2 separate regions of the Homo sapiens genome follow, and region 2 is linked to region 1. The links are chromatin loops, found by intact Hi-C in ENCODE. Cell type or tissue: PC-3. All regions are shown on one strand. Each heading gives the region's core, and the rest is flanking DNA. Links, peaks and the distances in the headings are about the cores only.

What was found. Hi-C counts contacts between places; a loop is a spot of excess contacts. Peaks named below come from ENCODE experiments on the same cell type or tissue, not always from the same donor. Only the 100,000 strongest peaks of a DNase experiment are listed, where the experiment ranks them.
Region 2: it touches region 1 in a loop (2.9-fold over the local background); 6 of 110 quality-filtered maps call a loop at or near these places.

The regions. Positions count from the first base shown.
Region 1 is chr17:62,044,618-62,060,648 of GRCh38, forward strand. MED13 (mediator complex subunit 13) reads right to left here. Exons shown (of 30, transcript NM_005121.3): 3 at 7,920-8,088. Among named protein-coding and RNA genes, the nearest start is that of MED13, 13 kb to the right of the region's middle. In PC-3, for the core only: no CTCF peak of the experiment used is centred there; a DNase peak (open chromatin) is centred at 6,644; H3K27ac peaks cover 1,658 bases.
Region 2 is chr17:61,940,224-61,956,254 of GRCh38, forward strand. MED13 (mediator complex subunit 13) reads right to left here. Exons shown (of 30, transcript NM_005121.3): 25 at 15,457-15,615; 26 at 15,159-15,344; 27 at 12,742-12,890; 28 at 10,602-10,775; 29 at 6,694-6,794; 30 at 2,382-6,377. The coding sequence ends at 6,245. Among named protein-coding and RNA genes, the nearest start is that of INTS2, 20 kb to the left of the region's middle. In PC-3, for the core only: no CTCF peak of the experiment used is centred there; no DNase peak of the experiment used is centred there.

The DNA.
Region 1 (16,031 bases), core at 3,271-11,270:
TAATGTAATATAGACATACAAACACACATATATAACATGTAATACTCTATATTGCCTTTTTTGAGATGGAGTTTCACTCTTGTCACCCAGGCTGGAGTGCAGTGGCACGATCTCTGCTCACTGCAACCTCCACCTCCCGGGTTAAGTGATTCTCCTGCCTCAGCCTCCCAAGTAGCTGGAATTACAGGCACATGCCACCATACCTGGCTCATTTTTGTACTTTTAGTAGAGACAGGGTTTCACCATGTTGGCCAGGCTAGTCTCGAACTCCTGACCTCAAGTGATCTGCCTGCCTTGGCCTCCCAAAGTGCTGGGATTACAGGCATGAGCCACCACATCTGGCCTATATTGCCTTTTAAAATTGGAATTAAAGATAACTATTTTACATACAGTAAATATATCAAAAAAGATTTAACAACATATTTTTTCCATAGAAATCAATTATATATAGTTGAGGGAATGGGGTAAGATTAAAGTATGTATTAAAATCAAACATGTTCCCTATTAACTATTTCCCTCCTATACACAATCTCATCTGCCACTTAACAAAACCTCCTATGTCACTATATACGTAAGATACTGAACTAGCTGTCTAAAAAAAGAATTCTTTACTAGTATGTTTCTATTCTGTATACCCTCCTAGAAGCATTTAAAACTTTTGCTAAATACACAAACTTTACCGCACACTCAGCTAAATGGCTACAACAGATTCAACATGACAAAAAGCTTAACCAAACACAATCTTAAGAAAGTTCTTGGCCAGGCGTGGTTGGTGTGTGCCTGTAGTCCCAGCTACTCTGGAGGCTGAGGTGGGAGAACCAATTAGGCCCAGAAGTTTGTGGCTGCAATGAGTTATGATTGCGCTACTGCCATCCATCTTGGGCACAGAGCAAGACCCTGTCTCTATTTAAAAAAAAAAAAAGTTCTTATTCAAGATAATCTTTTTCAAATGCACTCTCAAACATGGCAAGTTCAGAATATCTTTTATAGAAGAGACTAAAACCTACATTAAGTCAGTGGTACTTACTACAACCCATTTGCTTGTGGGCTCACTAGAAAACTCAATGCCTGTCATGTGATCCAGTCCCCAGCAATGTAGGAAAACACCTAAACTATTCAAGAAAACACTGGTCATCATTCTTTAAACCAATTATCTGAAGACTGGTTTGTTCCTGTGGTTACTCTTACACTTGCGGGATTCTTTACAGGTAACCTAGCTGTATCCCTAGAATTTGATTCTATTTCCTCTCTTTCAGTCCCTAAAGACTGTTAAACACACAACTACATGTAGGTCCAGATTATCAGAAAATGAGATTTTTTTCTTTAAAAATTTTAAAGAAAGGAAAAAGAAGATAAAAAGGTAAGCAATATTATTTTCTCCTTTGTTCAGGTCAAAGTAGTTTCACATCATAAATTTTCTTTCTTTACAACTCTTGTTCTTTTTTCAGAATACTTATACCAAAAGTGAATTGATTAGTCAACAAAAACAGTCTATATAATACTTATGTTTCAGAATGGTCTAGAAATGCATTAATTTATAATCAATCTTTATCTACCTTCCCTATATCATTCCACTGAATTCAACAGAAAAGAAGTCCGAAGTAATAACTTAAAGATAGACTTAGCTGCTTGATTTTTGTCCTACTTGCTTTTCCAAAGAAGGAAAAAGGGTAAGAAAGTTCCTGTAAAAAAGAGATTTGAGGAGCAGCATTTATCTTTCCAGAATAAAGTCAGTTATTATACCACAACTATGGTTCAAGAGTAACTCGAAAGAGCATATACTATTTCTGGTAACACTTCACTAATAAAATACAATCTTAATTTAGTTCCCCTCCTAAATGGGTCAGCCCATGGAAAAACACTAGTGCTCAATTACATGGTTAAATAACAAGCAGCATCTGTTGGATTCATGAAAATATCCAATTAAAAGTTGTATTTTTGGCCAGGTACACTGGCTCATGCCTGTAATCCTAGCACTTTGCGAGGCCAAAGATGGTGGGTAGCTTGAGCTCAGTTCAAGACCAGCCTAGGCAACATGGTGATATCTTGTCTCTACAAAATCTACAAAAATTAACCAGCCTTGGTAGCGTGCACCTGTGGTCCCAGCTACATGGGAGGCTGAGGTGTGAGGACTACTTGAGCCTGGCAGTTTGGGCTGCAATGAGCCATGATTGTGCCACTGCACTCCAGCCTGGGTGACAAAATAAGAGACCTTATCTCAAAAAAAAAAAGTTATAATTTCAATTTTTTTTTTTTAAGACAGGGTCTTGCTCTGTTGCCCAGGCTGGAGTACAACAGCACAATCCTAACTCAATGCAGCCTCAATCTTCTGAGCTCAAGTGATCCTCCCACCTCAGTCTTCAGAGTAGCTGGGACTCTGAAGTCCCACTTCAGAGTGTGTGCCACTGTGCCCAGCTTTTTTTTTTTTTTAAAGAGACGGGGGTCTGCAGCCATAAAAAAAGAATGAGTTCGGCTGGGCATGGTGGCTCACGCCTGTAATCCCAGGCCTTTGGGAGGCCGACATGGGCGGATTACCTGAGGTCAGGAGTTCGAGACCAGTCTGGCTAACATGGTGAAACCCCGTCTCTACTAAAAATACAAAAATTAGCCGGGCGTGCTGGTGGGTGCCTATAATCCCAGCTACTCGGGAGGCTAAGGCAGGAGAATTGCTTGAATCCAGGAGGTGGAGGTTGCAGTGAGCTGAAATCATGCCACTGTACTCCACCCTGGGCGATAGAGCAAGACTTCATCTCAAAAACAAAAAGAATGAGTTTATGTCCTTTGCAGGGACATGGATGAAGCTGGAAACCATCATCCTCAGCAAACTAACACAAGAACAGAAAACCAAACACTGTATGTTCTCACTCAAAAGTGGGAGTTGAACAGTGAGAACACATGGACACAGGGAGGGGAACATCACAGACTGGGGCCTGTTAGGGGATAGGGAGCATGGAGAGGGAGAGCATAAGGACAAATACCTAATGCATATGGGGCTTAAAACCCAGATGACGGGCTGATAGGTGCAGCAAACCACCACGGCACTTATGTATCTATTAACAAACCTGCACGTTCTGCACATGTATTGCAGAACTTAAAGTAAAAATAAACAAACAAATAAATAAATAAAATAAGATCATTAAAAAAGAGAGAGAGAGAGAGAGACGGGGGTCTAGCTATGTTTCCCAGGCTGCTCTCAAACTCCTGGTCTCAAGCCATCCTCCCACCTCGGCCCCTTAGTGGTGGATTACAGGTGTGAGCCTATATTTTCAATTATCAATAGCCTTTTAAGAGTTTTTCATAAAGAAAGCCGGGTGCAGTGGTTAAACTTACAAAGTTATAAACTGAGTCAAACCACAGAATCCCAGAAAGGCTCAGAAGTTGAAGGTACTGGTATATATACATATATACATATACATATACATATACATATATATATATATATATATGTATATATGTATATATATATCCCTGAAGGTGGATATATAGGTGTAACTGAAAAGAGAAGGGGCTGGACACAGTGGCTCACACCTGTAATCCCAGCACTTTGGGAGGCTGAGGTGGGCAGAACACTTGAGGCCAGGAGATCAAGACCAGCCTAGCCAACATGGCGAAACCCCGTCTCCTTAAAAATACAAAAATTAGCCAGTCGTGGTGGCTAGTGTCTGTGGTCCCAGCTACTTGGGAGGCTGAGGCATGAGAACCGCTTGAACCTGGGAGGTGGAGGTTGAAGTGAGCCAAGATTGCACCACTGTACTCCAGCCTGACAGAGTGAGACTGTTTCAAAAAAAAAAAAAAAAAAAAAAAAGGAAAGAAAAAGAAAGCAGAAGGAATGAAAGTTCAAAGATATTAGAGCCTCTCCACTTTCTTCCAGATCAGTGAAAAACTTAAGAGGTCCACTCTTTGAAATGGTTGAAACAGAGGGACTCAGAATTAGAGATATTCAGATACAGCTGAGATGATGTATTTAAAAGATTAAGTGAAAATTTAACCACTATGTAAGTGAGCCCCACCTCCAAACCTCCTTTCCCCAATAGGTTCACTAAACACTGGCAGCCCAGCTTATACCCTCTAGTCAGAGTACTGAAAGTCTCCTCTGGGAAAACTACTTAAGCAGGTGACAGAGCGTACAAATACTGGCAGGTGGGTGACAGGCACCCAATAAAAAGAGTCAAGTCCCCAGATCATTCACTCTAGTAAAGCCTGCAATGTCATAAGCTACTCACATACACAGAACCTCCAGTTAGCATTTTAGTACCCAGAAGTCTAAGAGGGTTGCTAATCAAAGATTCTATACCCAGTCAAAACTATCAATTATAAGGATAGAAAAGAAAGAAACTTAAGAGCCTGCAATTCTGCGGTTTGACTCAGAATTCCAACACAGAGGATCTCAAAAGTATCACCATCCTTGCACTCTCAGGAAACTACTCTCAGGTTGGGCACCACCATAACAGTAAATAAGACAAAAAAAAAAAAAAAAAGGAGAAATGAGAAATGAGGGATCCAACAAGAAGGGAAAAGCAAAGAGAATCCCCAAGATGACTACTGTGAAACAGGACTACAGAACTACTAATCCAAATCGGAAAAGAAGAATGAAGGGTAACAACAGGGATATTAATTAACAAGAGGAGAAAAAAAGGGAAACTCATAAGATTATACAAAGTCCTTGAAGGTAGGGAGAAGTGATTTATACTTCTAATAGATAGTCTACTGATGAACTACCAACAGGTACACAGATCAGGAGTCAGCAAACTACAAAAAGTCAGCTAGAAAATATTTCAGGCTAAGTATTTTCAGCTTTGCAAGCCATCTGTCTCTATCATAACTATTTAACTCTGCTCTAGTGTGAAAGCAGGCATAAAACAATCTATCAATGAATGAGCATGGCTGTGTTACAACAAAACTTTATTTACAAAAAAAGTGGCAGAGTACAGGCAGGTGTTTACTAACTCATAACATTAATAATTAAGTGAAAAAAAGGGATAATCATTAACACCTGGGAAAACAAAACGATGTACAAGAAATGAAATGTGAAGGCTGGGCGCCGTGGCTCACGCCTGTAATCCCAGCACTTGGGGAGGCCGAGGTGGGCGGATCACAAGGTCAGGAGATCGAGACCATCCTGGCTACATGGTGAAACCCCATCTCTACTAAAAATACAAAAAATTAGCTGGGCGTGGTGGCGGGCACCTGTAGTCCCAGCTACTCGGGAGGCTGAGGCAGGAGAATGGCGTGAACCAGGGAGGCAGAGCTTGCAGTGAGCTGAGATCGCGCCACTGCACTCCAGCCTGGGTGACAGAGTGAGGCTCTGTCTCCAAAAAAAAAAAAAGAATGAAATGAAATGTGTTTCAATATACTATGGCTCAGTTACAAATAATATTTATAAAATTATAAGAGTATAAACAAATATTGTTTTTACCAAAACTTATAACTATATTGGCAAGATAAGGAAAGGGAGAGGAAGCCAGGTGCAGCGGCTCATGCCTGTAATCCCAGCACTTTGGGAGGTCAAGGTGAGTGGATCACTTGAGGTCAAGAGTTCAAGACCAGCCTAGCCAACATGGCGAAACCTGTCTCTACTAAAAACACAAAAATTAGCTGGGTATGATGGCAGACGCCTGTAATCCCAGCTACTCAGGAGGCTGAGGCAGGAGAATCACTTGAACCTGGGAGGCAGAGGTTGCAGTGAGCCGAGATCATACCATTGCGCTCCAGCCTGGGCAACAAGAGTGAAACTCCGTATCAGAAAAAAAAAAAAAAGGAAAAGGAGAGGGAAAAGAAGTGTGTGCAAAAGTGCCAATATCCAAGTGTTGAGTCGGGGGAAGTAAGATAGCTAACCTCTCAATAGAAAGTCAATAGAATTTCAATGGTAGGCTGTTGTGACCAAAAAAAAAAAAAGTCCACTAGATTAATCCTAAATGATAACTCAAGAATAAGCATGTTATGTCTTTCAAAATTTTTAAACAGGTAACTTAAAAGAAACAGAAGAATTAAAAAGGGCTGCTTCTGAGGAGCAAATCTATTCATTGGGGCTCAGGATTGCAGCCTTTCATTTTAAATCTTGGTAATCTGTTTGACTTCTTAAAACTACATAAATCTATATGCCTGGCTGGGAGCAGTGGCTCACGCCTGTAATCCCAGCACTTTAGGAGGCCGAGGCGGGTGGATTGCCTGAGCTCAGGAGTTCAAGACAAGCCTGGGCAACATGGCAAAACCCCGTTTCTACTAAAAATACACAAAATTAGCCAGGTGTGGTGGCACACGCCTATAATCCCAGCTACTTGGGAGACTGAGGCAGGAGAATCACTTGAACCTGGGAAGCAGAGGTTGCAGTGAGCTGAGATTGCACCACTGCACTCCAGCCTGGGCAACAGAGTGAGACTTTGTCTCAAAATAAATAAATAAATGTATATGGCAGATATTGTTAACTGCCTACCCAATATCCATTTCCACTTCTTTGATCTTTGGTATCTATCTAATATCTATCAGCCCTTTCTTCTTACTAACAAAAACTTCATTTGTTCAGAGCAGCTGTTTCCAAATAAAAGATATTTGTTTCTCTTAGTATGGCCAAAGATATGTCAACTAAAGTTTCCAGAAAATAATTTACTTTCTGACTCAGGTGCCACACCTTCCTTACTTCCTCCCTTCCTTTCTCTTCCTGCCTGGAATCCACTGTGAGGTCTGGAGGTGCAACACACGGGAGGACCATGAAGATGTAAAAATGGCACAGAGAAAACTCTGGGGAACTTTGAATCCTTGATGACATTATTGAACAGCTATACCAGTACTAAACTATCGACCTCCATACTGCTTGCTACTGAGAAAAATCAATCCCTACATAAGCCAAGTAGTTAATGTTGTTCTGTCATTTCCAGCTGAATGCATTCTGAACTTACACAAGTATTTTGTTAACAATAAAGGTTTACGTTAATTTTCAAAGAGGAAAAAAAATGAAAGCACCTTTATTTATCCAGGCTTATCTACTCATCCAGTCTTACTAAAACTAAAAAGTTTGAAAAAACAAACAAACAAAAACTCCAGGTGCACATGAAAAAAGATGTGCATATATGACATCAAAGACCTCAAAATGATTACAATCTCAACCAAATGTTCACTTCACATCCTCTCACATCTTTCAGGAAAAATTAGTAAGTTCCCTTTAGTTTTCTCTTCCCCACATCCCAACTTACTTGCCACTGGTTCATCTCTCTTGAAGTCTCACTAACTCAATGACTGCTGGGAACTTAAATCTTTTGAGAGACTATGCCTTATATTATCTAAATCACGGAGAAGCGAGTAACCTGAAGGTTTTAATTGCATAGGAGAAGGAGGTATCTATCATAAGTCTTCTGTGCCTCTATCTGCAACTAGTCTAATAAGTAGTGTCATAAATTTGCTTAATTCATTGCTCAAGAAAATTATAAGCTCTCAAAGAGTAAATGGTCTTATATAGAAAACACAAATTTAAATTACTTTAATTAAAGGGAATTGAGAGATTGGGAATAAGAAGGGTTAACTTGATCCAAAACATACTCACAGATCACTATCCTTAACAGGTGTTGTTACTTAATTTTAATATCAGAGTGCTGTGCATATATTTCCACAAATACTAAAAAAAAGATACTTCCAAGCCTAAGTCTCTGCTTTCATCCCACATTAAGTCTATCATCACAAATCAAAATTTAGGCCACTGTATTAAAATACAGCCTATTCCTACAGTAAGAAAATGCTTAAAGTGTATAAAGGGAAGTTTGTAAAGTGGTTTAAAAAAAAAAAAAACCTGACTGTATCTAGTACTCTGTCACTGACAACCTCTGGAATATGTCTGTATATTAGCTTGTTTTATCCCACATTCTCTGTTAAGACACAAAAAGGAACAAATCTAAAGAAATATCACGTCAGAATTTAAGATAGCTTACCTTTTATTTATAGGTTTTTCATCTTTTTCATAAGGCTTTACAAACCACTTGCCAATACGTACAAAATTCCTGTTCATTAAACACCGTTCCAATAGATTGTGAACTGCTTTGAAAAGCAGAGTACGGCATTCATAGGAAAGTCCATTCTCCCACACTCCATCTTCTTCTTCTAAAAGAGAAATGAAGGAAATAATAAAATAGTGACACTATAATCTATTCAGAGCCAAGTAAAAAAGGTTACAGTTTAAACTCTATATTCATCAACACTAGCTTACCCCAGAATATTAAGCTACAATCACTTCAATGTATCTCTAGACATTATCAGGTTTCAAAGTTACTCCACAAGGAATAAAAGGTCTAAGTGCCACATATTCTATTAAATTACCTGAAAAGTATTTTTCCACCTTATAAAATTCAATGACATCATGAACATACTGAATTGGTTCCTGTATTAATGAAAAGGACACTTGTTTGTATAACCTGGAAAATATTAAACACACTCTACACCTATGATGCCAATTTCTAAGCTGGCTCACTTGTTACTTTGTCCTAATTCCCCTAGTCATTCAACCTGCCAAAAAAACTAGCCAGTTAATAATTAAAGTCAAAACATTTCATGTCCATCAGCATTCTAATCCACGACTCCACTACAACACTAAGTGATGAATAAAAAGGAAGCTGTTGGCACAGAGCCTAACAAGCGGTGCACTATCAGCCACCTTAGGTCTCATTTCAAACAAATTATTCCCATGATTATTATTCAGTACAGGACCCTTTACTTGGGGGAGAAATTTAAAAATTTAAAGACTTAAATTGTAAATGGCACTTCTGTCAAATAAAATTATAGCTATCTTCACTAACTATATAGCTTCAATTTTGCCAACAAATCTATTAATCACTCCAAGTTAATTTACCAAAAAAACATTAACACAGTCATTTTGAGATAAGTCTGGATGTAGGTCAGAAAAATTTTTTTGTGTACTCTATCCATTTCATATCTGTCACAAAGCATCCAACAAATCGTGCTACAAATAATGATACCACTTCAGCACTCTAACTTTCATTACAAGATTTTAAATTGCTTAGTCTAAATATAATTAACTCTCCTTCTATAGCCTATATACCTTTATAAACATTTTGTAAATATGGGTCATCTGTGTTCAATGTTTAAGTAAAAATAAAAGACAAACGTTTCTCAATTCAACACCAAAAATGCATACACTATACCCACAGAAAAACAGACACAATATGAGCTTCTGAATAAAAGCAAAGACATGTATTAAGAGTTACACATGGTTTATATGCACAATTTATACAACAAATGGGTAGAATAAACATTAACTAAAAAGTATGATAGTGGACTTTAACTGCACTAGAAATTCTGTGCCACTACAAAGATTAATGTTGGTTTTATATTTTCTCCTAAATGATAGTCAAGTCTTTCAAAGCAACTAATTTTTTTTTAAATTTTATTTTAAATAAGCTTTAGGCTGGGCGCAGTTACTCACGCCTGTAATCCTAGCACTTTGGGAGGCTGAGGTGGGCGGATCACCTGAGGTCAGGAGTTCAAGACCAGCCTCGCCAACATGATGAAAGCCCATCTCTACTAAAAATACAAAAATTAGCCAGGCGTCATAGTGCAGCCCTGTAATCCCAGCTACTCGGGAGGCTGAGGTGGGAGAATCACCCAAGAGGGAGAGATTACAGTGAGCCAAGATCGTGCCACTGCACTCCAGCCTGGGACAGAGTGAGATTCAGTCTCCAAAAAAACAAACAAACAAAAAAAAAGGTAAGCTTAGGGAAAAAAAAGTAGAATAAGCTTGAGAAAATGACAATATTTCAGAATTGGTATAGAATAATTTTTTAAGTCTAATATTAATCATAAATATTAAATAGGAAAAATTCACATTCTATTATATCAAAGACACCGTTATCTACTTCCATTTAAAACCAAAACGTTTATGGGTTTCACTTCATTAAAGAAAGTATTAGGCTAGGAGAATAGAGAAGCAGCACAAAGTGACTTCACTTTAATTAATTAAAGGTCTAGATCACAAGCATATTTGTGAGTTGATGACAAAAAAAGAGAAAAGAATCTCAATTGATCTGCTTTCAATTTAATGAGGTCCTACCATTTCAAAATTAAATAGCTACATTAAGACTTTTACCTCAAATTATGAGACTTATGACTACTAGAATATACATGTTCTTAATTCCAACAGAATTATGTTAGGAATATCTTCCAATTCTTCACCTCTTTACAATCAATTTAGTATCTTTTATTTTTATTACCTTTTATTTCAAAAATCCCTACCTTCTGATGGTTGTAACACTTGTTCTACATAAGAAACCACTACCAACATATTTCTCCTAAGTTTTAAAGCATCAAAGACCCAAGACACAGTTACCATTTGTAAGTATCAAGGTTGTACAGTTGTTATAAACTTCAAATAAATTAGTCATTTAAAACTAGAAAATGACTTTGTCTCCTTCGCAAAAATAGTAAATAAAAAAATCTGCTTTCTGGGAGGCTGAAGCCAGGTGTGGTGGCTCACGCCTGCTATCCGGGAGGCTGAGGCCAGGTGTGGTGGCTCATGCCTGTAATCCCAGCACTTCAGGAGGCCAAGGCAAGTGGACCACTTGAGGCCAGGAGTTCGAGACCAGCCTGGCCAACATGGCAAAACCCCATTTCTACTAAAAATATAAAAATTAGCCATGCATGGCACGGCTGTAGTCCCAGCTACTCAGGAGGCTGAGGCATGAGAATCACCTGAGCCCAAGAGATGGGAGTTGCAGTGAGCTGAGATCACACCACTGCACTCCACTGTGGGCGACATAGCGAGACTCTGACTCAAAAAAACAAAAAAAAAAACCTTTGCAATAGTAAAAGCTAAAGCACAATTTATAAATTTTCACATGAAATTCTGAAAATTTTATGGTTTTATTTTGTAAAATCTATTTTAGTTAAACTTGCAGTCAAATGATTTAAGAATATTTAATGTGAGGCCATGTGCGGTGGCTCATGCCTATAATCCCAGCACTTTGGGAGGTCGAGGCAGGTGGATCATCTGAGGTCAGGAGTTCAAGACCAGCCTGGCCAACATAGTGAAACCCCATCTCTACTAAAAATACAAAACTTAGCTGGGCGAGATGGCATGCACCTGTAGTCCCAGCTATCCGGGAGGCTGAGGCAGGAGAATCACTTGAACTGGGTGGCAGAGGCTGCAGTAAACCGAGATCACGCCACTGCACTCCAGCCTGGTGACAGAGCAAGACTCCATCTCAAAAAAAAAAAGAATATTGAATGTGGTTTAGAAAAGTAATCAGTATTAATCTTGAAGCATTTCTCCCTCATTATTCTAATGCTTTCAGAGGGGGTGGGCATCTTATGTCCCCAGTGCCCACAATTCTCATTAACACTAAATAGGAGCTATGCATAAAACAAACAAGTAGAGACCACCTGTTGAGGTTTTCTAAATCCAACGTATCTCTGAAGTATGTCCTCATCTATATGGCAAGCAACTAAGCAACCATTACACTAAAGTAATATAATTTCATATTTTGTTGCTGAGAAAAACGAGAGTAAGTCCTAATAACGCTCAATAAAGTCTGAAGGTTTTTGGTTTTGTTGGGAATCACTTAGAAACAAGAAGCCTACTGAGCCAAGTTTCTAATATCCTGACAATCTAATAACTGTAATAAAAGTACTTTCTACACGTTGTATTCAGATACGAAAAGTGAAATGGTACAACCAACCCACTCAAGGCATAGTGATATGCACTATTTACACTAATTGAAACAAGTTCTTGAATCTCAACACCAGCATTATAATAGGGAGGGGAAGGAGAAGGGAACATATGGCAAATCTTTACCTATCTCTTTTGAACTTAACCAGAGCCTAATAGAAAAAGTCTGCTTAATCTATATAACTATTTTCCTCCTCTAGCCAGGTGCAATGACTCATGCCTGTAATCCCAGCTACTTGGGAAGCTAAGACAGAAGGATCACTTGAAGCTAGGAGTTCAAGACTAGCCTGGCAATACAGGAAGACCCTGACTCCAAAAAACTTTTTTTAGTTAGTAGGGCATAGTGGCAATGCCTGTAGGCCCAGCTGCTGGGGAAGCTGAGGTGGGAGGATTGCTTGAGTCCAGGAGTCGGAGGCTGCAGTGAGCTATGATTAAGCACTGCAGGCTGAGTGAGACAAAGTGTGACCTCCATCCCTACAAAAAAAAGAAAAAAAAATTCCTTCTCTTGTAGCTCTATGTCCAGAGAAAATAAAGTTCAACTCTGCATTCTTAGTACTTTTCTGTTACTATTAGCATTACAGTTCTTAATCATCAGTGTTTCTTGAAATTTTTATGGACTATTTATTGGAAGAAAACACAAATGCTAAATTTGATTACCATATTTTTTTCCTGAAGATGCAGATTACAGTAGTGCCAAAGTATGTGATAAGTCATCAAAATAATTCTCTATCAATGGGGAAAAAAAATCACAACCAAAAAAGCAGACACACCCTGCACTCAACATTTTTCTCAAAAAAATGGCATCTTTAAATATCTCCACGGTGGTAAAAAATGAATCTTCTCCAATACAATTTTGCAAAACTATTAAAATGTAACATATGCTAATGAATAATGGCTCAAAAATTAACATGGTAGAAAATACCATGTATTTCCTGAAATAAAGAGAAATGTTTAAATGCTAGATCAGTGTTTCTCCTGAATAATCATTAATAACCTATACATTCAACAAATATACCGAGAGCCTTAAGTTGGCCGCATCATTATCTATGGCAAAACTTGAAAACTGATTTAAAAACAGCCTAGTATGTTATGTTTGGCTTGAAAACTTAGAAGATACACTTGATCAAAAAAACAGTATGCAGAAGAAATACAGCAAATGAAGTTGTCACCTAGGAGACTAGCCAATTTAAAGAGTCGGGCCACATCACAAGTAAATTTTACAATAGTAGAAATAAATTACTCTCTTTAGACTATGTGGGGCACACAACAATGTTTTAGTTTGGCTGGGACTAGATTCCTATGCCTGGCTGTTTATCTATCTGTCAATCCTATTAACAGCTGTCATTTAAGGTTAAAGTCCACTACAGTTAATATCCTTCAATTAAAACATCCAAAATTAAATTCAGAACAATAGTCCACTTAGTTTGAGCACTATTCATTATGATAAAATTCTGGTATAATAAAACTATCTGAACATGTTACTAAAATCTACTTTACAGACCTCAGGAGCCAGGAAAAAGAACAAATATTTTTAGCCCTGAGTTTTTTTAGTTCACAAGGTATCAGTTTTCTCAAAGAGTCTCATCACAGTCTAACTTGCTATGATTTTTTTAAGATGACAAATGGGAGAGGACGCAGTGTTTGCTTTTATTTTTATTTAAAGGGAAAGAATAAAAGCCAATGATGACAGCAATTGAATTCCAAAAATGTTAGAACACAGAATAAAAATACACAGAAAACTCTCCTTCAAGACCACATTAATGAAAATGATACAATCTTGCTCTGAAGCAAATTAACAGTACACTTAAAAGTACCAGTCCTACCCACCACAGAGATTCTTGACCAGAGGGACTGAGCTAAGATTTTCCCATCACCCATTTTATACCTCTTTCACCCACTATCACACAACCACTAAACAAAGCTACAAAATACAATTTTTAAAAAAAAGGGGCCAGGCATGGTGGCTCATGCCTGTAATCCCAGCACTTGGGGAGGCTGAGGCGGGCAGATCACCTGAGGCCAGGAGTTCCAGACCAGCCTGGCCAACATGGCGAAACTCCTATTAAAATCTCTACCAAAAATACAAAAATTAGCCAGGCGTGATGACACATGCCTGTAGTCCCAACTACTCGGGAGGCTGAGGCAGAAGGATCGCTTGAACCTGGGAGGCGGAGGTCGCAGTGAGCCAAGATCGCCCCACTACACTCCAGCCTGGGAGACAGAGCGAGACTTCATCTCAAAAAAAAAAAAAAAAAAAAAAGAAAGAAAGAAAGAAAAAAGCTGTAACCCCAAAGGAGTTTTATTCCCTAATCCTTTTTGTATCAAAACATATCGACCCCGATTCAACTAATCATTATCCTATAGAGGATAAAGCAAAAAGTAAGAAAATCATCTATGTTTGGCTTTGGAATTCAAGAGATTTTTTGAACAAATAACCTTCTGGAATGTTATAGTTTGGCTAATACTAGTTAGCACAAATCCTGATCCAAAAATCATCCAGCCTTTGCAAATTACTTTGCTCAACGGTATTGACTTACTGCTACAAAATGAGTAACTGAGGGTTTAAAGTATGTATTAAATCAGACGTGATTTGCTGTAACTGATCTTTGCCAGTTAGCAATAAAATAAGTTTACATTCTATTTCTACACATCAGCTAAACTTGAAAGGAAGGTAACCCAAACAAATGCTAAGTGACATAAGAGAAAATGAAATTTAAAATGCACTATGGAATCTGAACAGATTCTTCAGAACTGTCGAAATCATCAAAACCAAAGAAAGTCTGAGAAACTGTCACAGTCTAACAAAGCCTAAGGAGACATGACAATTAAATGTAATAGGGGTATCTTAAATGAGATCCTAGAAAAGAAAAACATATTAGGCAAAAAAATAAAGGAAATCCAAATATATACTTTAGTTAATAATAAAGTATCAATATTGGTTCATTAGTTAATTTTTAAAAATACACTGCATGACACAAAGGAGCTAAGGGGGTTAAACAAAGGCAATTCTGTATTTCTGTTACTGAATATTCCAGTTAAGAAAAACTGAGAATTCTAATCTTTGAAAAAAGAAATGCTTTCCCTCTTCCCTCACTACCAAGAAAAACAAGGGCAATATTATCACCATAATAAAAAACACTTCAGTAACAAGATGTGGTGTGTGCTGAACCAAACAGAAGGACACTGCCTGTGAAGAGCAGGCTCAAGCTAAATTAACCAGCTTTTTAGTTACCACCTGGGTCCTTCCGGTACCCCATTCCTCAGTGCTACACCTCCACTTGGAACTCAGGACTGCCTCCAGCAGCTGATGCTACCCTGTACTGTCCAGCTGCTCTCTTCTCAGGGGAGCTTAGAAGAAGGAAATAGAGTGCCACAGATGGAAGAAATGAAAAAGGGGTTAGCTAGAGAGACAGAGGCAGACTAATTACCCCAAGAGGGAGGTAGACGCTGTCCCTAGAGCAAAGAAAAGGGCAAGACAAATATATTCCATCTGAAAAAACCTTATTATGCTTTAAGATACGTCTGATTTAAGTAACAACATTCTTAAGTAAATAACAGGTTTTATTTTTAAGAAAAGCTAAAATATTATATAAATAACACTGACTATGCAAACTAAAACAGTACAGGACAAGCTTTGGAACAATAAATATGATCATATACCACTCCTAATTGTATTTCAGTTTATTATTTCAATCACTTCACTTTGATAAATTTTTAAGTTATTTACGGCCAGGTGCAGTGACTCACGCCTGTAATCCTAGCACTTTGGGAGGCCGAGGCGGGTGGACTGTCTGCGCTCAGGAGTTCGAGACCAGCCTGGCGAACACGGTGAAACCCCATCTCTACTAAAAATACAAAAAATTAGCCGAGTGTGGCAGCATGTGCCTGTAATCCCAGCTACTCGGGAGGCTGAGACAGGAGAATCGCTTGAACCCAGGAGGTGGAGGTTGCAGTGAGCTGAGATTGCGCCACTGCACTCCAGCCTGGGCGACAAAGCAAGACTCCATCTCAAAAAAAAAGCTATTTACCATTCATTAGCATTCAGTAAAGTCTGACAGCAGTTAAAACCCTACCTCCTGCCTGTAATCCCAGCAGTTTGGGAGGCCAAGGCTGGCGGATCACAAGCTCAGGAGATCGAGACCATCCTGTCTAACAGTGAAACCCCGTCTCTATTAAAAATACAAAAAATTAGCCGGGCGTGGTGGTGGGCGCCTGTAGTCCCAGGTACTCAGGAGGCTGAGGTAGTAGGAGTATGGCATGAACCCAGGAGGCAGAGCTTGCAGCAAGCAAGCTCCACTGCACTCAGAGAGCGAGATCACGCCACTGCACTCCAGCCCGCGGGACAGAATGAGACTCCGTCTCAAAA
Region 2 (16,031 bases), core at 3,467-11,466, 100 kb before region 1:
GACTCTGTCTCAAAAAGAAAAAAAAAAAAGAAAAAAACACAACAAAGGCTCCATATAGGGTATTACAATAAGAGTGTGTAACAAGGGAGCCTGATCTGAAGCAAGGGTGTAATGTGGAAATCAGGTGGAAGCTTTAAGGCAAAAAATACCCATGGGTCTTTCAAGGAACTCAAATGACTAAAAAGCAAGGAGGAAAACATAGAGGCCCATTTTGAGACTGTATTCATCTTTAGAGCAAGCAGCAGCTACTAAAGGTTTTCAGCTACCAAGGACCACAGTGAGTGTAGAGATCAGATAGGAGTACCTGTCTATTGCAATGGTCCACTCAGATAAGGTAGTTTTATCTAATGTTATATAGCAATGGATAATGCTAATTTAGACTAAGATCAGGACAGCAGAAATAGAAATGAACATATTTGATAGTACACAAAACTGATAGTTTTTGATGAATGGTTGCAAGGAAGAGTTTATGGTTTGCACAACAGGATAGATGGTAGTGTCATGCACAGTGACAAGGGACAAATGGTTGTTCTCTAGGGACCAAGTGGCTTTTGTAGAAGGTAACTGTTGGTCTTACTGATCAGATATGCTCCAAACAAAAAGAAAACGACAAAACCAAGACTTAAACTCACACATTCCGAATGCAAATCTGTAAGACATTATATGGCTTGGACACGTGGCATGATTTAAATTTATCACTTCTAATTTTTTTCTCTGTAGTAGGTAGGAGCAAAATAAGGAAGTCTTTAAAGCATCAGCCTTTAAACTTTTTTTTTTTTTTTTTTTTGAGACAGGATCTTCTCACTCTGTCACCAAGGCTGGAGGGCAGCGGTGTGATCTCGGCTCACTGCAACCTTGCCTCCTGGGTTCAAGTGATTCTCCCGCCTCAGCCTCCCAAGTAGCTGAGATTACAGGTGCATGCCAACACAGCCTGGCTAATTTTTGTATTTTTAGTAGACGGGTTTCACCATATTGGTCAGGATGGTCTCCAACTCCCAACCTCAGGTGATACGCCCACCTCAGCCTCCCAAAGTGCTAGGAAAACAGGCGTGAACCACCGTGCCCGGCCTAGACTTTAAACTAAACAGAAGGTCATTCTTGACGGTTCTGTTGGGTTGCTCTAGAAGGAAAAGACAAAACAAAACCCAGCTCTAACAGTATCAATTTCTATTAATCTCAAGCAGAATTTCTGGTTATAGCTATAGTACACTAAGGGTAGAGGTTCTTAATCTTCAGTCCAGGATTGATAACTCCCCTACAGTAGACAGGAAGATATTGGCAAAAGCAGAATAACAGAATAGACACCTCAGGAATACACTCAAAACAGTTAGATTTAGCCAGGTATGGCAGCAACTCATGACTGTAATCTCAATGCTTTGGGAGGCCAAAGCGAGAGGATGGCTTGAGGCCAGGAGTTTGAGACTCGGGCAACATAGCGAGATCCCATCTCTACAAAAAATAAAACTAGCCAGGTGTGTTGGCATGCACCTGAAGTCCCAGCTACTAAGGAGGCTGAGGCAAGGAGGACTGCTTGAGCCCAGGAGTTCAAGGCTGCAGTGAGCTATGAATGTTTGGTATTCCAAATTTTCAAATGTACCAAAATTATCAATGTACTAATACATATTGGTGCTCCATTGTGGCTGTAGCTGAATTATGTGATTTTTCCCGTTTCCTAAACTTTCATATATTTTGAAGTTTAAAATAAAAATATCCATGTGTGTGGTTTTACAAGTGAATACCCCCTTTAAAAAAAAGCTTGATTTGCAGTTTTTCGCTATACATAAGACTATAGTAAAAAAAAAAAAAAAGATAGAAACAAACCAGAGGTAATATAATAGTGCTTGATTAAAGATCTGTCAGACAGAAAATAACCGAGGATAGGCGGTTCAAACAACATACAACTCCTTTTAAAGGATTTTTAAAATTTTTGCAGCAAAAACTATTTCAAAATGATCACAATAATTTTGAGGTATGTCCTTACTTGGCTTAAGTCTGGACAAAAATATTTTAAATGTGTGCTTACAGAACATGGGCAGAACTATTTTTGATGGATTACTCACTTCTGAACATTGTTCTTATGATCAAATAAAAATAGGATACAGCTAAGCTTTAAATATTTGAAGGTAGCTTGTTTGGACTAGACAATACCTAACTGGCCAGCCTACAAGGAATTGGTAGGTATACAAATATACAATTATTCTACATACTGTACATTTGTATGTGATTAAAATCCTTTTTAAAATAAAATACTTCAGAAAAATTAAAAGACCATTAATCAGTTTCTAGGCTGTCCCTTTCCATTTATAATGACACAAAAATATTGCTACTAATTTTGCACAAATTTAATATGGAAATATTTTCAACAGAATAAGACACAACAATGAAGGCTTCATGAATAATTTATTCCATTTGAAGTTTTGTTTTTTGTTTTTGTTTTTTTTTTTTTAAAAAGTATAAACCTTTTCATTTCCTCAATCACAATTTGTACAACTCAGTGTTATGGCATTCGGCAGCAATAGTGTTTGTTCCTTATTCTCTTTTTGTCACGTTAAAAAGAAAAGCAATTGGACCATATTAAATGTCACTGCTAAACAACAACTTTAAAACGCCCCTTCATAAAGTGACCAAGCTATTTTGAGAGGGTTGATGCTGACATGTCCAGTAATGACGTTACAATTTGTAGCTTAAACTCAATAACTTTAAGGTCCACATATCCAGTTTACTTTGAAAACTAAAGATGTTTTAAAACTTCATGAATACATCAACCTGAGGAGTATTTTAGGTCCCAAATCCAGTTTTTAAATTTATACTCCACAAAAAAGAAAATACATACATAAAAATTTAAACCACAGTTCTGGGCCCATTAAAACACCAAAAAAGACCCCCCAAAAAGTTAAGATTTCCAGCTTATTTCTGGAGGGGTGGGACAAAATAAGAATGTATATTAAAAACATTTTTCCTTAATTCAGACAAACTAAAATCTTAAGAGGAAACCCAGACCAAAATATCACTCATGCAACATTAAGTGTATTAACTGATTGATATGCAATGCCATAGTGGATGAATAGCAAATTATATGATGCAATAGCATTTAAAAACTTTTTAATCTATTCAATTTGAACATTTTAAATAATGCAACATAGTATTCTGATATTACAGTATTAACATAGTGCTTGATTAAAGATCTGCAAATCTTTGTAGTAACACATTAAGTTAAAAAATTACCTCAGAAGGTAAATATGAAGACGAAAGGAGAATATTTTAATACAGTAATCTGTGCCATACTGACAATTGAGTACGAATACAGCTGAGGATAGTTGACTAAGTAGTAAGAGCTTAATTTTAGTGGTTTAAGAAAAGTTTAGAAATATTTAAAAATTACAGCTACTTTAAAATTTAAGGATTACATATAAGTACACTTGGTGGCCTTCTGGCCAAACAATAAGGTGTACAGAAATTTATTCATACAGTGTTAATTCACAGTCCTGATAACTCAATGGCTTGCATAAGAAAGGTATGGCTAGATGTTTCTCACTGGCTGGAAGCAGACATTATATAACTAATCTTTTTAAATGACAAAATACTGAACTTCCACCCTGCTTAATAATCATGGATACCTGCACAAAAAAAAAGATGTTAGCACTGTAACAAAGAAGTCAAGGTGTTGGTAATCCACTGCTATAAAGTATAATATTTTGCTTACCTATTTAAACAAAACTACCCATATTTGTCTGTGACAGTACATTAGTAAGTCAAATCCATCATCCTGCACAAGGCTTAATTTCTCAAATAAGTCTACTGAGCTTTTCTAATGGTTATTTAATAACTTTCCATTGAGTTTGAATGGATATATGAAGGGAAGAAAAAAAATCTTATCAATAAATCCTGTATATTTGGGAACTATTCCCTGATTCCCAAATAAAAAATAATTGTGTACTGGGTTCCCTCCTTATGGCTCCATATTAAATAACCTGTCAGGGAATAATTTTAAATCTACTTTCAAATTGAGGTGTGGTTATCATAGGTTAGTGATTTTAAACAACTGAGAATATAACTTTTATTTTGTAAAGTCACTATTAAGTGTATAAAAAGGATACTCTTTTTATGGAAATTCCAAATAAGCACATTTTCCTTCAAATCTCAGACAAGTTTTTTTTTTTTTTTTAAAGAAAGTACAGAACAAAACATACCAACATAATGTGTGGTGTATTAGCATAATTTAAAAACAAATGCAGAGAGGTGATCTTTAAATTTAATATCAAAATATGCTGACCATTAGAACTGCATTATAATTTTGAAGAAATGATTGACAACCTTTGTCACCAATTGTGTTTGCTTCATAGAAAAAACAAGACTTGCTAATGTTTTCATATACACAATCTGAAGAAGTTATGTTGTTCATAAGAAAGTGATATTTAATTCTAAGCACAGAGTATTCACAAAAACAAGTTTCAGTAAAAAAAAAAACTAAAACAAACACTGAAGTAGAGTTTTGTAAATACAACTGATTTTGTCCTTGTAGATAATTAGTGAACGTACAAATAGAAATTTTGCTAGACTGCTTCCAAGAAAGCTAGGTAGACTCGGCGACTGTGAATTCAAGTCAGCAATGCAGGTAGGAGGCGAACTTGGGCTCTTTTGTGAGCAGCACTGTAGAAAGGATTTTTCAAGGGGGTACAGCCTGCATAAAAGCAGTTATCTTGGCATGTGCAAACAAGAAGGGGGAAAGTTGTATTGAAGGAGGGGTGAATTAAAGTCCCTAAAATTCAAGTCCCTTCTTTAGGGAGGTGAGAACCTCCTTGGCATATGCCCTACCTTAATCTGAGCTGTGTTATAGAAAAGTACAGACTCTGGTGTTTGGGACTGACATCTCCAAACCAAGAAAATTAAATAAATAAAAAAGGCAAGGGAAGTTTAAAAAATGGTTCTTTCACTAGTGGAATAGAGTCTGAATACCAGAATTCACTGAGAATCTATTTACACCACAGTTTGATTGCGCGCACACACACACACCCATACATATGCATACTCTCACATACATTCCCAATCTTTAATTTAAAAAAAAAAGTCAAACAATCAAGAATGACTGCTTGAAAAATAATTTGTAAAATGCCTAGAGCTGGGCTAAATTTCAACCTTATAGCAGATCCTGAAAATAAATTTCATAATAATATTTCCATGCCTAAATATGCCACTGTTAAAACTGAAAAAAATTTAAGCATGTAACATTAAACACTAAAATTAGTTTAAGCATTCAGTAGCAAATGGTTTTTCTTGTAAAACTAAGTTTCTTTCACCGGAAATGGCCTGAAATATTAGTCATAGCCCTAAACCATAGTACAAAATATAACTGAAGAATTCTCATTTTATTCTAAGTTAAACCACCTAACAATACCACTTGTATATTGCCATCATGTTATTCTGTAAAGATGTGATATATAAAATGCTGTAAGACCTGGTACCTTTTCAATTTATAAACACAGTGAACTTCATTACTGTACATGTACTCTGCAACTACAGCTTAGCTGTAAATCCTCCACACACAATGGTATGGACATTATTCCCCCTCTATCCCCGTTAAACTGTACATCGAGACAATACAAATTTACTGTCCCACCCACCCCCTTACAAAAAAATAATACTCTAAAAGCAACCCTACTGCAACTTTTTAATTAAGACGATTACATATATTTTAGACCAATTGCTTTAAAGCAAGAAGGCAGTATAAACCTTCTAGGAAAATTTTTATAAAAGAGGTTAAGAAATATAAGACAATTTATACATTTAAAAACTTACAATAAATAAGAGAAGAGATGCAGGCATTTTTGAATACTAGATACTATAATCCATACAAGAACATCTTCATGTTCTGAAGCCATATGTTGAAATTCATTGTTCCTCATGTTTCCTCTCCATGCTTTTAATATTCATTTAACATGACTGGGTACTATGGCTCATTACTTTTCACAAATACTGTGACTGGAAAAAAAAAAGGTTAATTTTGCTACGAAAATGTTATAATACGTTTTGTATGATCAGTCATCATCCTAAAGAGTTCAATAGAGTCAATGAAAAATAGCAGGGTTATAGCCCCTCCCCCCAAGTCAAAACAATATTTGTTGAAGTAATAAGAATTAGACCCCATCACAAATGACCTTCACTGAGAAGATAATTGTAACTTAATCCTGCAGCGAAACATCCATTTTTCCTTGTTCTTTTCTTGCACAGTTCCATCAAATGAAGATCACAGCATATTCATAATAAAGTTATATAACTGATTCAGCACCACAAAATGAATTGGGAGACATGAGCGTCTGTCCTGGGTTGCAGGGTCACAGGTTAGCCAGGAGAGTGCATTGTACTGTTCCAAAACAAACCTGAAAAGCAAATAAACTGCATAAGTCATTTATTTATTTCCAACCTAGATTTTGGAAGCAGTTTTCAATTATGGCATTTAAGACTCAAAGTCACCTTAAAAAAGAGTGTAACAGAGAGTCCTTGAGGGGAAAGAAGCAATTTCCATAAAAATTATTCTCAAAAGTAGATTACTCAAGTTAGAATAGCAGTGTTTATCTAGAGATCCACTGGTACACAACTGTAAATTCTTGCCAAAAATGAGAAAAATATATAAGAATCAACATTATATTCTTTTAAAGTTGCAGTGACAAACTGTTAATGGTAAAAGAGTTGTACCTGAGGACATCTGAAGTCTGATTTGAGTCAAGTGGGTGGGAGTGTTTACTGTGAAGCAGCTCGTCAGATTGCACTGAAGGCACGTGGAGGTGCAAAGAGGCCTAAGAAGGTAACAGGTAATCAATCAGTCAGCCAAACAGAAAATAATCTGCTATTTAGTTTTACCTTATTCTCCCAATATATCTTATAAAATGATGAAATACATTTTAGTCCTATGTTATGAATGAAAGCCACTATAAAAATGCTTGTTCTCTTTTAACTAATTCATTATAGAAATGTTTTTTTTTTTTTTTTTAAGTAGGGGCAGGTTCTTGTTCTGTTGACCAGGCTGGTCTTGAACTCCTGGCCTCAAACAATCCTCCTGCCTTGGCCTCCCAAAGTGCTGGGATTACACGCATGAGCCACTGTGCCTAGCCAGAAGTGATTTTTAAGTGCAAAACTTACTTTGAATCTATTTCCTTTTCTTTAGCTTTATTGTTTTTGAGACCATACAATAATCCTTAGAAAAAGAATTTCTAATTACCTGCTAAGTCTAATTTGCCTAGATGTGCAAAGTAAATGTTTAAGGAGGCACTAAATTGAGTAGTTAAACCTGAGTAGTCTGTCCTTAAGATATATGACACCCTTTATGACTACGCAGACATACCTACGTCTAGCACTGAAAAAAGTAACAGGAATAAGCATAAGCAAATAGTTTGGTTACAGCACAATAAACCTTAAACAAGCTATCTTCGGTTGAACTGAGAACACTCTAAGTAATACAGTGCACAGATGCCTGCTTTGCCCACTCAATTTCATAATAGAGGGTAGGTAAAAACTGGCACACTCATTTAGATATGGCAATGAATAGTGGGAGAAAGGAATAAACTACTCCACACTCCAATTAAATGAGTCATTTTTTTTATAAGTCAATATAGTATTAAAAAGCTATGATAAAACAATGGTGATGTTCACTGCAGTAACTCTTGGTAGATCTCATTCTGTACACTGTATAAGGTACTATTTTATATTTAGGTGTTCTCTCCTCTGCAACTGCAATACATATAGAAACTCATGTAGTACATTTAGGAATATAACCAAAAATAGCTATGTTTCAACTGTCTACAAACTCTTGATTTATGGAGTTATAAGCAAGTCTCACACTGCAAATCACTACAAATTTTTAAAATGTAATTAGTACCAGTACTCTATTCCTATGATAAAAAGGGATCTAGCTAACAACCCATTATATTTCCAAGCAAAGAGAAACAAACCAGGTGGCTTTACTGCCTACAGTATAAAACTAAAATAAGATATATGAAAAAAAAAAGTGAACAAAAAGTATGGTAAATTATGCCTTAGGTGATAGTTCATAACCAGAAGTCCTAATCTTGTTACAATGTATCTAAGGGTGAATGCCCGCTTTATACTATCCTTTCTGCAAATAAATACTGAGTAGGAAAAGCTCTAGATAGTCCCTTGGACTTTTTGTAAAGTTGTGTTTCCTGAACACATCCCCTGAAACACTAAGATAATAAACTATTAACAGGTGTTAAATAATCCTTTCCTTGTGTATTAATAAGTTTGGGAAATGCTAGGTAAACTATCTTATTTACCTCTGTTTTTCAGACTTTAGTGTGCATACATGTATTATGACTAGAAAAGAGGACAGATAGCATGTGTAGCACCCTCCCAAAGGACCAAAGAATCCTTTGTTTTGTGGAGACACCAAAGACTACTAGTATATAGAAAATCCCTGACCTCAGGTGATCTGCCTGCCTCAGCCTCCCAAAGTGCTGGGTTTACAGGTGTGAGCCACTGCACCCGGCAGCAAGTATTTAAATTAGCATGACTTGTGGATTAAAAACAGTCAACTTCCGGTGGTTTTACATAAGAATAAGTGAGTCACGGCCGGGCGCGGTGGCTCACGCCTGTAATCCCAGCACTTTGGGAGGCCGAGGCGGGCGGATCACGAGGTCAGGAGATCGAGACCATCCCGGCTAAAACGGTGAAACCCCATCTCTACTAAAAAAATACAAAAAATTAGCCGGGCGTAGTGGCGGGCGCCTGTAGTCCCAGCTACTTGGGAGGCTGAGGCAGGAGAATGGCGTGAACCCGGGAGGCGGAGCTTGCAGTGAGCCGAGATCCCGCCACTGCACTCCAGCCTGGGCGACAGAGCGAGACTCCGTCTCAAAAAAAAAAAAAGAATAAGTGAGTCACATCTAAATTTGTTATTCTGGAACAATATTAGCAGCAGTAATATAATTCTGTATAGGGCTTTTATATCTCATTTTGTGACTTATCTCCACTTCATGTTACATTGCTTACTAACAAATTCGGTTTTGTTTTTTTGAGAGAGGGTCTCCTGTCACCTAGCTGGAGTGCAGTGGCATGATCATGGCTCACTGCAGCCTCAACCTCTTGTGCTCATGCGATCCTCCCTCCTGCCCCAGCTTTTCATGTTATTAGGACTATAGGCACATGCCACCATGCCTAATATTAAAAACTTTTTAGAGAGACAAAATTTCACTATGTTGTCCAGGCTGATCACAAACTCCTGGCCTCAAGTGATCCTCCTGCCTCGACCACCCAAAGTGCTGGGATTATAGGGGTGAATCGCTGTGCCCAGCCTGAGTTTGTTGTAATAAATCACGATGAATCTGAGAGTCTCATTACTGTATTTAAAAACCACTCAGTTTTTTTTTAACACAGCAATCTACACACAGCTAGAAAAACTTTTTTAAGTAGTAAATGAAACTAAAAATCAAGTATTACAAAGATTATAAATCTTTTTTTTGTTTGTTTGTTTTGAGATGGAATCTCACTCTGTCACCCAGGCTGGAGTGCAGTGGCGCGATCTCGGCTCACTGCAACCTTTACCTGCCGGGTTCAAGTGATTCTCCTGCCTCAGTCTCCCAAATAGCTAATTTGCACGTGCCACCACGCCTGGCTAATTTTTTTGTAGTTTTAGTAGAAACGGGGTCTCACCATGTTGGCCAGACTGGTCTCAAACTGCTGACTTTGTGATCCACCTGCCTCAGCCTCCCAAAGTGCTGGGATTACAGGCATGAGCCACTGCGCCCAGCCCAAGATTATAAATCTTTTATTCCCCAAAATAATGCAGCATAACAGCAGTGCAGTATGATGTAATTCAAAGAATAACATAATAATCATTAAAAGACCCAGGTTTCAGTCTTGAGTCTATTACCAATTTATGACTTTAAACAGGTGAGTTTTTCTGAACTTAAATATGCTCACCTAGAAAATGAGAAGGTTAGACAGAGGTAATATAAAGTTTCTCTCAGCTCTAAATTTCCATATATGCAGTTGAAACAGATTGAGCATCTCCAATTTGAAAAAATCCAAAAATGGAAACAATTCTGGTCCCAAGCATTTCGAATAAGGGATACTCAATCTACACTAACAACAAGGGCCCTAGGAGTTTGACTTAGGAATAAAGTTCTAAAAATATAAATTTAAAAACTAGTTGTTTTTTTTTTTTTTGAGACAGAGTCTCAGATATTGTCACCCAGGCTGGAGTGAAGTGGTACGATCTCGGCTCACTGCAACCTCTGCCTCCCAGGTTCAAGCGATTCTCCTGCCTTAGCCTCCCGAGTAGCTGGGACTACAGGCGCCCGCCACCACACCTGGCTAATTCTTGTATTTTCAGTAGAGACGAGGTTTCGCCATGTTGGCCAGGCTGGTCTCAAACTCCTGACCTGAGGTAATCTGCCTGCCTCGGCCTCTCAAAGTGCTGGCATTACAGGCGTGAGCCACCGTGCCTTCGTGATCTTGTTTAAAGAGTCACATATGGCAGTGCATTTAAGAACTTAGACAAGCTATAAGACTTAAAAAAGCCACTTCTATATTTCTCAGGACTTAGGCTGTCAATCAGAATTATTTAGGAACTGGGACAGAAATGGCAATACCTTAAGAAAAAGGGGACACTGATATTGTGCTTGAGGACATGCTGACCAGAACCAGTCAGGTAATGGACCTGCTTTGGCAGTTGATACAAAGTAACCAAGGGCCAATGGTTGCTGAAGAATATTAGGTACTTCCTCATGAGGTTCTGTTGATAGTAGCCGATCAGTACTCTGACCCTTAAAAAGACAAAATTAAAAGTATATTAGTTCACTCAGTGTAACTAAGTACCAGATATAAACACAGAATGGCTCATAGCAATCAGTCTCATTATCTTATGACATCGATTTAATAAAATACTGAAGGATATTGAAAAAAAACCAGTTTCTATGTACTTAGGAGTATTATAAGTAAAAGCATTAATAGAACATATTTTAAGGATTGCATGATATGCCAACTGTTTAACAAGTCTGTATTATTATGCCAAGTTCACGGGAAAGTTTGTAAAACTTCACAGATGAGTAAAAAATACAAAATTTTCAATGACATCTTTAACTTTTTTGCTAATATTCCTTTAAGTCCTGAAAACCACACCCCAATCAAAAGGTGGATTCAATTTAGCTTTGTTAATCTAGCACTATCTATAAAATGCAGTTAATAGTGTTGTGAAAATTATTATGGCAACATGAAGGGACAACTACCAAGTCACATGCATATCCTTTGGATTAGTTAATGTATTTCTTGGTATTTAAAAATAGATAAAATAAAAATAATATGCATGAAAACGTTCATTACATCATTATCTATAACAAAAAAAAATCTTACATGTCCAATATTTTGGGAAGGACATAAATTAGGGTATAGCAAAAATGCAATATTTAAAACCTCATTATACTTATTGAAAATTGCAACATAAACGTATGTGGAAAGAAGATAATTTGCTTAAAAGTAAAAATGGTTTTATTAAGGTGGTGGGATTACTGGTGCTTTTTGTTATATGTATTTCCTATCTAATTTCTTTGCAGTTACAAAAAGGAGGAAGGAATGCAAAGTAAGACTGGAAAGATCCTTCCTTACTTTAAAAGGGTAAATTTTATACCTATGCATACTACAATAATCAAATCACCAGTATATATAATTTCTTTTCTTTTTTTTTGAGATGGAGTCTCGCTCTGTCGCTTAGGCTGGAATGCAGTGGTGCGATCTCGGCTCACTGCAAGCTCCACCTCCCGGGTTCACACCATTCTCCTGTCTCAGCCTCCTGAGTAGCTGGGAGTACAGACGCCTGCCACACCTGGCTAAGTTTTGTATTTTTAGTAGAGATGGGGTTTCACTGTGTTAGCCAGGATGGTCTCAATCTCCTGACCTCGTGATCCGCCTGCCTCAGCCTCCCAAAGTGCTGGGATTACAGACGTGAGCCACCGCGCCCAGCCCAGTATATATAATTTCAAATAGAGAGGTGTTATTAACTGAAGCCCAGTTCGTTTTTACTTCAAATATAAGGACAAGACAGCCTGCTTCCATAACTGCTAAAGATAAAAAGGGGGAGTAGATGGTCAGTGTTTTATCTGGTCTTATGAGAAAATTAATATTTTTATTATATTCCTTGTCACAGCCCTGATATGAATGGCTGCTCTTAGAGTTATATATAGTGATTCTGAAAGATACTGTGATCCTACATCTGAGTAAAAAGCTATGGTGAACTGCCACAAAAACTACAAAAAAATGACTAATGCCAAATGGTCTAGAAAATACGGATTCAGGGAAAGTAGAGCCTTAGAGATTCTCTTAAAAATGTGCAATTCAAAGTACTGATGTCCATGATGTAGAAATGCATGAATGTACTGTTAATTAATCTCAACTCTTGCTAATTTCCAAGGAAAAATAGTATTGCATTTCATATATTAATCCATTACTAAGTTAAGGAATGGCAATTGGATGATCTCGGCTCACTACAACCTCTGCCTCCCAGGTTCAAGTGATTCTCTTGCCTCATCCTCCTGAGTAGCTGGGACTACAGGTGCGTGCCACCTTACCCGGCTATTTTTTACATTTTTAGTAGAGATGGGGTTTCACCATATTGGCCAGGCTGGTCTCAAACTCCTGACCTCGTGATCCACCTGCTTCGCCCTCCCAAAGTGCTGGGATTTTAGGCGTAAGCCACTGCGCCCGGCCGAGAAAAACTAAAACTTGTAACACAGTTACCTTGCCCGCATCACCTCCATGGGGGTAATGAGATCCTGGAGAATGTACAGGAGAACCAGTTGGAGAAGCAGGAAGGATATTAATGATATCAGGGTCAAGATCATCTCCTGTGTCTAACAAATCAAAGATACCCATTCCATCTGCTCCATCTAAACAGGAGAAAGAAAAGAAATTTAAAACTCCATTTTCCATATCCTATGGTCATTCACAGGAAAGGGTCAAAATAAATGAAATTTTAACCAAAATGGGTTAATTTAACCAACATTTACTGAGTGTCTACCATGTGCCAAGTATTGTGCTAAAAGCCGTACAAATAATTATGCATAAACAAGCATGTGGTAGTCTGAATAATGGCCCCCCAAAGATGTCCACATCCTAATCCCAGGAATCTAAGAATATGTTACCATAAAAGACTTTGCAGATGTGATCAAGCTAAGGATCTTGAGATGGGGAGATTATTCTGGATTATCCGGGTGGGTCCAATGTAATCACAGGGGTCCTAATAAGAGGGAGGCAGTAGGGTTAGAGCCAGTGAAGGAGATGTGATGACACTATACTGCTGGCATCCAGGATAGAGGAAGGGACCATGAGCCAAGGAATGCAAGTAGCCTGTAGAAACTGACAAAGGCAAGGAAACATTTTCCCTTAGGACCTCCAGAAAGTAATCAATCCTGCTGATATTTTGACTTTGGCCCAGTGAGACTGATTTTGGACTTCTGACTTCCAGAACTGTAAGATAAAATAAATGCGTGTTGTTTTAAGCCACTAAATGTGTAGTACTTTGTTAGAGCAGCAATAGGAAACTAATACAAAGCAAACATAGTACAAACAAAATGAAAATGTGTTTAAAGTGGGACTACAGTATTCCCCCTTATCCATGGGGAATATGTCCCAAGACCCACCCCCATACCCACATAGATTCCTGAAACCAAGGATAGTACCAAATCCTATATACTGGTTTTTCCTTTACGTACACACCTATGATGGAGTTTCAATGATAAATTAGGTACAGTAAGAGATTAACAACGAGAATATTAGAACAATTATAGCAAGGTACTATAATAAAAGGTATGTGAATGTGGTCTCTCTCTCTCTCTTTCAAACTATCTTATTGTACTGTACCCATGGGCAACTGAAATCATGTAAAGCAAAACCAAAGATAAGGAGGATTACTGTATTTACGAATAATACCATGTTCTTTATTAAGTAAAATATTCGAGTTATTATATAACACACGAAAACAAGAGAGCATAATAACCATACTTGTGACTTTAGAGATGTGAGAGTTTTTAAGGTAGCTCAGAATAACAATAAAATCTTCTTTATTTTCTCTTCTACTAAAATGCAATCTATAAATTCACCTGGAAAAGCTACGTCCCTACTTTGGCAGTTTATATAAATTACATTATTTTGGCAAATCAACATAAGAGATATATAAAATGAGTTCATGTACAGGTACCTCAAAAGCACAAGGGTAAACCTATACAAATATTTTGTGACCAACTATTGCCTTTTAAAATAAGTAAAGATGGCTGGGCATGGTGGCTCATGTTTATAATCCCCGCACTTTGGGAGGCCAAGGTGGGTGGATCATTTGAGGTCAGGAGTTTGAGACCAGCCTGGCCAACATGGTGAAACCCCATCTCTACCAAAAATACAAAAATTAGCCAGGCATGGTGGCATGTGCCTGCAATCCCAGCTACTCGAGAAGCTGAGGCACGAGCATCGCTTGAACCCAGGAGGTGAAGGCTACAGTAGGCTGAGATCGTACCACTGCACTCCAGCTTGGGAGACAGAGTGAGTGAGACTCTGTCTCAAAAAATTTTTAAAAAGTAAAGATTTATGGGATAATTCACAGCACCAGTTCTGATATCAACAAGGTGAAAGAATGATTGTATTAGTTTCCTGTTGCCACTTTAATAAGTTACCACAAACTGTTGGCTTAAAAACAACACATATTTATTTTCTTACAGTTCTGGAGGCCAGAAGTCTGAAATCAGTTTCGTTGGACTGCAATCAGGATGTTGGCAAGGCTGAAAGGGATAATCTGTTTCCTTGTCTTTTTCAGAGTCTAGAACTATATTCTTTGGCTCATGGGCTCTTTCACCATCTTCAAAGTCAGCAACATAGCATCTTCTCCCTTTGACTTTGCTTCCCACTGTTTCCACCACATGGCTTTCTTCTCTTCTATGTAGTCAAACCTCCTTCTGCCTCCTTCTTATAAGAACACATGTTATCGCATTAAGGGCCCACCTGCGTAATTGAGGATAATCTCTCCATCTCAAGATCCTTAACTTATCACATCTGCAAAATCATTTTTTGGTAAAACAAGGTAACATTCACACGTTTCAGGTATTGGACATGAATTTATTTTGGGGGGTATTCTTCAGACTACCAAAATGGAACAAATTACGTACCATTGTTGGGATTGAAAGCTAAATCCAAATTTTCAGTGGTATAAGTAGCTGAAGCTACTTGCACAGAAGCAGAAGTAGGAAACACAAGTATATGAGTACATGATGTATCCTGTGGGGTATTTAGCTGAGATGTCTGCATATTTAGAGTCGTGCTTCTTCCAAATACAGAACCAGTTGACACAGAATCTGAAAATGAAAGACATTTTTTCTTTTAATAAACGAAGAATAAATTGTATATAATACTTAAAAACTTAACTGCATAAAGAATTAAATCTGATATAAACTAAAGATAGCTAACCTGGCATAATAACAAAAGAGCCTTGCGGCTCCATTGCCACCAAGCAAGCACTGAGAATGCTAGGGGAGTCTGCAGCAGATATACCACACATTCTACACATGTCTTTGAGCCTTTTACTTAGAGACTGCAAGTTTCGACGACTCAGCAAACAGCTCCAATCTGTGGGTATCAACAGTAAAAAAAAAAAAAAAAAAAAAAAAAATCAAAGTAACAGCATTATTAATATCCTGTAGAACCAAGTTAAAGTTAAAATATAAAAATAGTTAATGGCTTTTAAATTAGTGTATTCCTCCAACACGAGTCATCATCAAGCCAAAATTCTTACTGCTGATGCTACTGAACATTCTTTATCCCCCTAATATTAGGATACACCAAATTCAATTGGTATCTGCTCAACAGAGGATGAGTTAAATAACAATCAGAAAGTGGAAAAAACAGAAAACAATTAAGAACAGCAGTAATAAGACTGATATTAAAGTTAAAATAAGAGTAAAATGTCTTTTTAAAATTTGAATTAAGCCATTTGTGGCCTAGACATATGTGGTTCCTTATTTGATAACCTTTGCATTTTATTC